Regions from separate parts of the Homo sapiens genome. Here region 2 is linked to region 1. Evidence: read pairs that join two places in POLR2A ChIA-PET (ENCODE). Cell type or tissue: OCI-LY7. All regions are shown on one strand.

The links. ChIA-PET counts read pairs that join two places held together with the same protein. Peaks named below come from ENCODE experiments on the same cell type or tissue, not always from the same donor. Only the 100,000 strongest peaks of a DNase experiment are listed, where the experiment ranks them.
Region 2: POLR2A ChIA-PET joins it to region 1 with 9 read pairs; 1 of 35 experiments calls an interaction of 5 or more read pairs at or near these places.

What each region holds. Positions count from the first base shown.
Region 1 is chr2:36,057,235-36,062,234 of GRCh38, forward strand. No RefSeq gene overlaps it. Among named protein-coding and RNA genes, the nearest start is that of CRIM1-DT, 300 kb to the right of the region's middle. RefSeq lists an enhancer at 2,542-2,591. In OCI-LY7, no CTCF peak of the experiment used is centred here; DNase peaks (open chromatin) are centred at 2,647 and 3,107; H3K4me3 peaks cover 511 bases; H3K27ac peaks cover 1,145 bases.
Region 2 is chr2:34,167,047-34,172,046 of GRCh38, forward strand. The region is part of intron 4 of LINC01317 (long intergenic non-protein coding RNA 1317); the gene reads left to right. Among named protein-coding and RNA genes, the nearest start is that of LINC01318, 100 kb to the left of the region's middle. In OCI-LY7, no CTCF peak of the experiment used is centred here; a DNase peak (open chromatin) is centred at 4,025.

The DNA of each region.
Region 1 (5,000 bases):
CTTTTTTGGTATTTCCTATGCACCCCAAGTAGATGGTGGCCCATTTTACTTAACCTTGCTGTGACTCTGGGACAAGACTTTTCCCTAACACAATTGGATTATTCTTTCACCATTTGCTAGCTATTTCTTTAGGAGATATCTGAGGCACACTTAGCTCAGTCGCTTAGCTTTTTCAGCAACTGGGATATAGAAAACAGGATTCTGATCTTGCCGTCAGAAGACCTGAATTATTTCTATTACCAGCTATGTGACCTTGGTGAGTTACTTAAATCCTTCTGAGTCTCAAAACTAGTTCCCGTAAAATTCTTAAAATAAGACCTAACTCATAGGTTGTATGTGCCATACCAGCTGTGAAATTGGAGGTCATGAGGTATACAGTCTAAAGCAAAGAGGACAAATTAATTTCAACTCAAGGAACACATCTAGTTAAATTACAATAACTACCTGTAAAGCTTAGAAGGAATGTGGGCCATGGCCAAGCTCAGGAGTGGGAATATGAGTGACACATAAGTGCCATCCCTGATATCAGGTATTATTTATTATTTAACTTTCAAAGGACTATCTCAGGTGTCATCTCATTCCTTCATGATTGATCGAACCTAATCAGTCTGCTCCCTTAATATAATAGAGAAGTCAGATCTGTAAGTTTACTCACTCAATGAGAAGCTGTTTAAATAAAAATATCAATAAGTGTAAACAGTACTATGTTTTACCATCTTTTTTTATTCTTCAAAATCAGATAGTCTATGGAAAAAAAAAAAACACCAGTCAAAGACATCTAGCAAAACTCTTCTTAAGATGAAAAAAGTTTTTAATACTTCAATCTGTGGTTTTTGTTCTTTATGGGCAGAGGGCAACATCTGACATTGTTTTCCTTTTTAACAGTCAATGTGACTATTTGACTCAAAGAGAGGATTCAAGTGCAGTAGAATAAAGCTGCTAGAGAAATAAAGCAGGAAGTTTCAAATTAAAGAAGAATGGAGTGGAGATTGTGAGGAAATGCAGATCAAAGTGACAGGGTTGAGGGGAGAAGAAGGGACAAAAGAAATGGCAGATAAGAGCAGAAAGACCAAAGCCAGGGTAAAGTGCAGTGAAAAGGAAAGAAGTCAGAAGGAAATATGTTTTCATTTATACTACTCCGGAAGGGTATTTTAAAAGGAATATGATGTCACTTCCGTGTCGGTATAGCAAAGATATTTCATAATACATAATTGTATTCCTTTTTGTCCATCAGGACCAAATTATTGCTTTCTCTAGAATTAATTTTTCTACTTTTTAGCAGAGCTTCAGAGAAATACTAAAATGATTTCATTTTTAAGAACTCATGTTTACTTATGGCACCCTTAAGAACATTCCCAAGATAAATATAAACAAATCTAATCTTACTCTCACAATGTGCTTCCCATGAAGTTTAGTCACTGAAATAGATGTACCACACAAAGGAGAATCAGTGCCAAACCTAATCTCACACTTTTAAGAATCATAAATCTTTACTTTTTAAATGAACATTCAAGCAACAATGATGTCCCTGTTACAGAAGTAATGTTACTTTAAAATGTTGCATTCCTTGACAAGTTTGCAAGTATGAACATAACACTTGTGGATCTTACTAGTGACAAAAAAAGGAATTTGCAGTTACTTTTAGTTTTAGTTTTATTTGCATTTGAACATTACAATAGATTGGAATTTTGGAATTTGTCTAGACTACAAAATTTTGCTCAGGAAAGTATAGATATGTTTCCCTTGCCCCGAAGAATGAATTTCTACTGTACTCTGTGATTGCATCTCGCAAATGAATCTTTATAGAGGAAGACTCTCTGCATATGCCTATGTCTCACACAGTCAGCTCAGCATATGTGACCATCTCAGTCCTCAGCCTGCCTCCCAGGTAGTTCCCTAAAAGTGTCCCACAGGCAACTCTGGCCTCAACTAGTAACAGATTTTGCTAGATTGTTTCACTTCCCAGGGGTGTGATTCAACATGATACATGATCTGACTCATGTAATAGGTCTACAAATTTTTTATTAAAATGTGACTTATGAAACAGTGCAAACATTCAGTATAGATCAAAGGCTTAGCAAACTATATATTCATTAGCTGGAATATTATACAGCCATCACAGATTATATTTAAACACATTTTTAAAGATAAAATAACAATTTTTAAAAATCAGTATTCAAAATTGTATATATGCTATAATTGTATATATATAGTGGGAAAAATAAAATTAAGCTTGTATAAAAATAAAACTAAGCATGTGTAAAAAGAAATATACGGTAACTGTGACTAGGTAGCTGGACTGTAGTGATTTTTTTATCTATATTTCTATTTATTTTCAGCATTTGCTTAAATGAGATTATGCTGCTTTAATAATGAATATGCTTGTATTTTAAAGTATTTGACAAAAAGGCCGATTTTGTTTTTGTTTTTCCTCTTAAATTTATTTTTTACTTTTTTTTTTTTTTTCTAATGAGGGAGGATCAAGGCAAAGCATAGCAAGGGTCAAAAACAGGAAGATTCAAGTTGGGGACCTAGGATCAGATATGGAAGCTGCCATAAAGAGATAAGAAAGCAAGTAAGCAAGTAAGCACAGCTGCAGGTTTATTGCTATAGGTCAAAGTTACAAACTGAGATCAGCCCACCAAGAGATAGAAAGAGGAACAGAAACTTAGCTCTAAGACCAGAAAAGGAGGAAAGGAAGAGGAGGCAACACCCTAGTATATCATGGGACATCTCATATGTAACTCATTGAGTCTTCATATTTTCTTTCTTTCTTCATACTTCTTTCATGAACTTTGGAGAGAGCTAAGAACCAGACAGGACTTTAAACTTTGGAGAGAACTAAGAACCAGCCAAAGCTTATGGCCCTTTAATCATTCAGTATAAATTCCTCCAGGGCCAAGCACCATCTCTGGCACTGGGGAAGCAACAACGAACAAAAAAGGATAGCCCCACACTCCTGGGGTTGATAGTCTTGATGGGGAGAGTTGACAAAAATATAGAAAAATTAATCAGTTAGATAACTAGCTAGTGTCAGGAACGAATAAGGGCATAAAGACAATAAGATAGGATCACATGACCAGGAAGTGTACTTCCCACAGTCAGGGCAGAACTTTTTAAAGAGGTAACACCCGAATTGAAGCATGATGATACAAAAACCAGTAAAGACCTGAGGGAAGGATGTTACAGCTTTAGAGGACAATCTCACATCAAGCCAGCTCCTGCAGAACACAAGAACCTCAGTGAGAGGAGATAAACCAAGGCGGGGAGTCTGTTAAAGAAGACAAGGAGGACACTTGCTCTCATCTCAACTCTGGGTGAAAGAAATTGGGAGGTAGAAAAGTTTCCCTGAAAATTTATGTTTACAAACTGGAACTCACTTGGGTTATAGCCAGAATATACACTACTAGTATAGTGGGGAGGATATAAAGCTTAGAAGTTAGTTTGAACTTAGTGTTTACTTTTCATAAACAAAAGAAAATTAACTTTAGAGGAAAGCAACTTAAAACTGGTCCTCAAAAAAACTCCTACAGGTTATGTTCCATAAAACATGTGTTCACAGAAAACAAAAACAACAGACTCAGAAAGACTGCCAATATTAGGATTATCAAATGGGTAGCCTAAATAATTATCCTTAATGCAGTTATAAAAACTAAAGTATCTGTCTCAAGTATAATAGAAACAGTAGACTGAAAATAATGAAACATACTTGGGAAAGAATTAAATAAAGCTTCTAGAAAAAAATCAAACAAATATTTTAAAAACTGAAATTACAAAATCAACAAATGGATTAAAGAGCAGATTAGGCACAAATGGGAAAACACATATAAAACTACTTTTTAGAGTAAATATAAAGTACTCAACAAAATTAGGGATTAATAGAATTATGCATGCAAAGCTGGCTATCCCAGATTACTACCAAATAGAATGTTAGAGAAGAGAGTATTTCTAGAGGTTAGCTTATCAAGCATCCTCTCAGAACAAAAATTCCCCCCTGGAGGCTCCTTTTATTCAGAGTGTGAGCTCCAAGACAGAAGGGACCAGTGTGACTTATTCACCAGCAGATCTCCAGCATTGGAAATAGTTGTTGGTTAAGTGCTCAATACACATTTGTTAACCGAATGAGTGAATAAATGAATAATGACATATTTAATAATAGTTGGTAGAAAGCCTACAATGATATTTGGAAACTTTAGTCTAATTCTGGGAATACACATCTCTAAAACATCTGGTTTAAAAAAATGAAAGATTCAGCCCACTAGAAAATAATTTTTGTGCCAAATGCCAAGAGATTGACATATAGAGATTTGAGTTTCTGTATATCACTGAATGGTTTGACAGTGGTTCTCTCTTCTTATGCCCTTATTTAGTTGTTGTGCTGACAAAATTCAAGCAATACTCCACCTCCGCAATCTGTTTCATCTCCCACACTCCCTGCACATTTTGAGATACTGAATCTAAAATTTGTAAATGCTAGTGAATGAGGCTCTGATGCAGTCTTCAGAATTGGAAAACTCTTTATCAATCCTAGCAGATTAGCCCAAGCTTATCTTTAATGCAGCATATCAGTTGAGGAGGTGGCAGGGAAAATAATAAGTAAATAGTTTTCACTGCTAAATCACTTTCAGTTCATGCCACATTGTATATTACATGCCTACTCTCTTCTGTCCACAATTAGATTTTTCTGGTGCTCAGGTGGATGTGATTCCATCAGTACAAATTAGCTGAAAACCCAGCCATTTCATCTACACGGCGATCTACAGATTCACAGATATGATGCCATCCCCAAAGGATCAACTTTATGCTGGGCATTTCATCTACAAAGCCACCCCCAAGTTACCAAAGGAGGCAAAATGGTAGCTCTCTGCATACGTATAATGGACTCTCAGTGCTCCTGCTTTTAAGCAGGATCATTTCTGTTCACATGAATGGAATAGATTTTCTAAAATGGATAGAATCCTAGAAAAACGACATAATGACCAGGCTCTGCAAATCAGCTG
Region 2 (5,000 bases), 1.9 Mb before region 1:
ATCCATTATCGATTATAGATAAGAAGAAGTTGAGTGCTAATGCTATATTTTTTTACTAAATCTCTCTTATTCATGAAGTCTGAAATTTGGAATGCAACTAACAAGTAACTCTTGATTCCACCTTTCCTTTGTTGTGTTCCAGGCTGGAAACAATAGAGACATATTACTACCAATTTTGCAGGTAAATAACACCAACAAGAATTGGTCTTATAAACACTAAGTTGAAATTAAATATTAATTCTCAACTGTTTTCTAAGAGCTGCTAGTATAGTAAATGCAAAGCCGGAGATTTGCCTAACAGGGAAGCCCAGTATTAAAGGCTATAGCTGGAATGCAGTCTCTACCTTGTATAATGTCAGATGATCCTCGCCTGGGTTGTCTATATATTTTTTTTTAATTGATATTTCTCTCCTACTTTTCAAAGCGAGTTAATGATGACCTAATATGGATGGAAATAGCTATGGTGTATGTATATGTGTGAGAAAGTAGGGTATAGCTTTTGATGAGCACTAGTTAGTGTTTTAACACCAACTACATTGGAGACATCTCTATGTCATGTATTACTTAAAATAATCCTCCTGGATAGGTTTCACAGTCTCAAATTTATAGATGAAAACCATGAGGCCACTAAGTCCATATGTGGTAGATACAGAATTAGAGTGCAGTTTTGTGTTGTCTGTCTTCAAAGCTCTTCTTCTTAAGGTTTTGGCTCACTGTCTTTCTGTCTATGCATATTTACTTTGCAAAGAGAAGCATGACTTTAATATCATATATTTAGCTAAATTAAAGCTGTAAGCTTGCACAAAGCTTGTGCCTGATCTCATCTTGCCTTTTTCTTATTTGTATAAAAATATATTTTCTTTTCTAGGGACAACTATCTCCTTTATCTACCTATTCCCAGTGAAATGTAGATTATTTTGTATAATCAAGCTGTTTACTTGAGTTGCTACTAAAAATAAAATCCCACACTGTCTATTTTAATATTAATTCATTCAATTATTTGGTAAAAGTTGTGTGTATATGAGAGAGAGAGAGTGTGTGTGTGTGTATTTGCAAGGTTTTCAGACCAAAAAGTAGCTACCATGCAATTTTCAGGATATGTTTTACAATATTAACAAAGAAAAAGAACTAAGGTAGATAGCAGTTTGAAAGTAAAATGGTTTTTCTATGCATGGCTTCACTTAGCATAATGTCCTCCAGATTCATCCATGCTGTTGCAAATGACAAGGTTGTCTTCTTTTTTAAAACTGAATAATATTTCAATGTGTACCTATATACTACATTTTCTTTATCCATTCATCCATTGATGAGCAGTTAGGTAGATTCCATACCTTGGCTATTGTGAATAATGCTGCAGTGAACACAGGAATGCAGATTTTTCTTCAACGTAATTGATTTCATATCCTTTGAATATATATCCGAAGTGGAACTGCTAGATCATATGATAGTTCTTTTTTTAACTCGTTGGGTAATGTTCATGCATGATCTCACTTATATAAGGAATCTAAAAAACTCAGACTCATAGAAGCAGAAAGTGAAATGTTGGTTTAACAGGAGCTAGGGCAGGGATGGGATGTAAGGGGAAATGTTGGTCAAAGGGTACAAAGTTTCGCTTAGGAGAAATAAGTTCTGAAGATCTATTTAAATGCATGATGACTACCCATGACAATAATGCATTGTGTACTTGAAAATTACCAAGAGAGTAGATTTTAATACTCTCATCACAAGTATTAATATATGTGGTGATGTATATGTTAATTTGCTTGGTTTAATCATTCCACAATGTGTGTGTGTGTGTGTGTGTGTGTTTGTGTGTGTGTATGTATCCCTCTCTCAAAACATCATATTGTATATCATAAATATATAAAATTTTTGTTAATTACAAAAGTAAAATTATTGAATATACTAGAAAATAATCAGAATTTGGTTTAAAATAAAATGATAATGCAACATTTTTATACAATGAAGCAGTTCATAAATGCTTAGGTATAAGGTCAGGGAATACAAAGACAATAAAACTCTAATATCTTAAAAGAACCCAAAAAAGGTAGCAAAAAATTTCAAAATATGAAAGCTAGCTATAGCAGTGAACACTAGTATTAGGAAAATTTGCAACAGCCATTCAACTCTAGTATTAGCCTAATGATATCAAAGTCCATGGAGAGTCCAAGTAGGAGCTGGAGTCTTGCAGACTGCAGGAGCCATCCTAGGCCCCTGGAATTATATGCAATGTAATTCAGTGAATAGTTCCAGATGTTTGAACTTCTCAAAAGAGAGTTAGAACACTGTGACAGTTGCTTCGTTGTCTGTTCCTGCCAAGCTAAAAGCCTTAAACAGAGGCTCCAAAAGTATGCCTAGGTGTTTGCTTCCTGTGTCTGCTCTGTATTTGTCACTGCTCAGCAATCATTTAGATATGTATTTGTTGCAACTTATTTGGCCATCTAGATGCTAAATAACAAGGCTATCCAGAATAATTTATCTGCTGTACTACAGGAAGCAGAAGTGCTTCTTCATATTGAATTCTAAATGTGAAATTATTATTTATTGATAATTTTGGGGGAGAGTGAGGCATTGAAATTCCATAGAAACAGCCTTAGAGCAAAATATAGTCTTCTGGGGATACTATATTTCCTATTAATCACTTTCTTCTCAATGCTGACAACACCAAGGATTATAGAAAATATCTATTACATAACTCCTGAGTTTATAACTTTTTACTCTATCTTAGTTTTTAATCTCCATAAAGACAAAAGTATGTTTTTCATCTTTTATATGCACTTTAGTATTTGTAAAATTCTGGGCCAACAGGAAGGCTCAACAATTGTATGTTAATTGATTAATCACTGATTGAGGCACTATTTGTTTGACCTAAAATAGCCAATAGGTTTTGTCAATTCAGTGATGAAACTAGAAGAGCTTGTTGTTTGGTTTGACTTTTTTTTTTTTTTTTTAGGGACCAACTTTCCACATCAGTTAATTAAAAAAAATAAAATAAAATTACTCCCAGGGCCTGTATAGATAAAACCTGAAGAACTCTTTCAAACACTTTGAAATCATCAAACTGAAGTGTTTTTTCATTGATCATTGCTTTTTGGGGTCTGCCTGGGAGCATTTGAAGAAGGTCATGTTCTCTTTTATGAAAGTGGGGGACCATAAGCTTATGAGGAAGAAAGGACCTTAAGTAAACTTCTGCCAGACAGACTTGGAGTTTCTGAAATACAGATTAACTGCAGTGATTGATTTTTTTCCACTTCAGTAGCATACAAGGTGATACAATATGAGGCAAGGACATAAACCACGTTCAGGAAGCCAACACGTCATCTTGCAGTCTGTCAGTCAAAGATACATCAAACCTCAGACTGAAATGAAAGTCTACCATGCAGGAACGCTATCCAGTTTTCTTTATGGATATGACACTGGATCTGTTACTGGTGCATAACTTCCAGGACACCACTATCCTGCCATGTTTCGTATTAGATGGCAGACAGTTTCCAAATGCCAGGATCTAGGAAGCAGTTGATCATCAGGTGTTGACAATAGTACCATTAAAAATCAGCTCCACCAGGCTGGACATCTGTAGGGAGTGAATAACAAAATCTCCCAGTTCCGGGGCAGAGAAGGTGGCATACGATGGTTCCTTATAGGAGTATTATTTGTATGCAAAGATATACCACGTTGTTACCTTTAGTTCATAGTGCTCCAGAGGGCATTTTTCATCATTTAATACACACCCACTATGTATAAGAACATTGACATGTACTAAGAAAGTCAAGATGAATAAGAGTGTTTAGCTCAATAAGTGTTTGTTATTGAATTAAATTACTGAAAATACAATATCCTGAGTGCCAAAATAGTATATGCAATATACTAAGTGTATTAGCCCATTCTCATACTGCTATGAAGAAATACTTGAGACTGGATAACTTATAAAGGAAGGAGGTTTAATTGATTCACAGTTCTGCATGGCTGGTGAGGCCACAGGAAACTTAAAATCATGGCAGAAAGGGAAGTGAAAACATCTTTCTTCACAAGGTGGCAGGAGAGGAAGTGCCTAGCAAAGGGGGAAATGCCCCTATAAAACCAATGGATCTTGTGAGAACTCACTATCACAAGAACAGCATGAGGGTAACTGCCCCCATGATTCAGTTACCTCCCACGACATGTGGGGATTATGGGAACTATAATTCAAGGTGAGATTTGGGTGGTGACACAGCCAAATCATACCATTCCACCTGTGGCCCCTCCCAAATCTCAAGTCCTCACATTTCAAAACATAATCATGCCCTTCCAACAGTCCCTCAGAGTATTAACTCATTCCAGCATGAACCCAAAAGTTCAAGATCAAAGTCTCATCTGAGACAAGGCAAGTCCCTTTTGCCTACAAACCTGTAAAATCAAAAGCAAGTTAGTTACTTCCTAGATACAATGGAGGTACAGGCGTTGGGTAAATACATCCACTCTAAATGGAAGAAATTGGCCAAAACAAAGGCGCCACAGGCTCCATGCAAGTCCAGAATCCAATAGGGCAGTCATTAAAACTTAAAGTTCCAAAATGATCTTCTTTGACTCCATGTCTCACATCCAGGTCACACTGATGCAAGAGGTGGGCTCCCACGGCCTTGGGGAGCTCTGCCCCTGTGGCTTTGCAGGGTACAGCTCCCCTCCTGGCTGCTTTCACAGGCTTACATTGAATGCCTGCAGCTTTTCCGGGCTCACGGTGCAAGCTGTTGGTGGATCTACCATTCTGGGGTCTGGAGGACAGTGGCCCTCTTCTCACAGTTCTACTAGGCAGTGCCCCAGTGGAGACTCTGTGTGGGGGCTCTGACCCCACATTTCCCTTCTGCACTGCCCTAGCAGAGGTTCTCCATGAGAGCTCCACCCCTGCAGCAAACTTCTGCCTAGATATCCCGGCATTTCCATACATCCTCTGATATGTAGGCGAAGGTTCCCAAACCTGAATTCTTGACTTCTGTGCACCTGCGGGCCAACACCATGTGGAA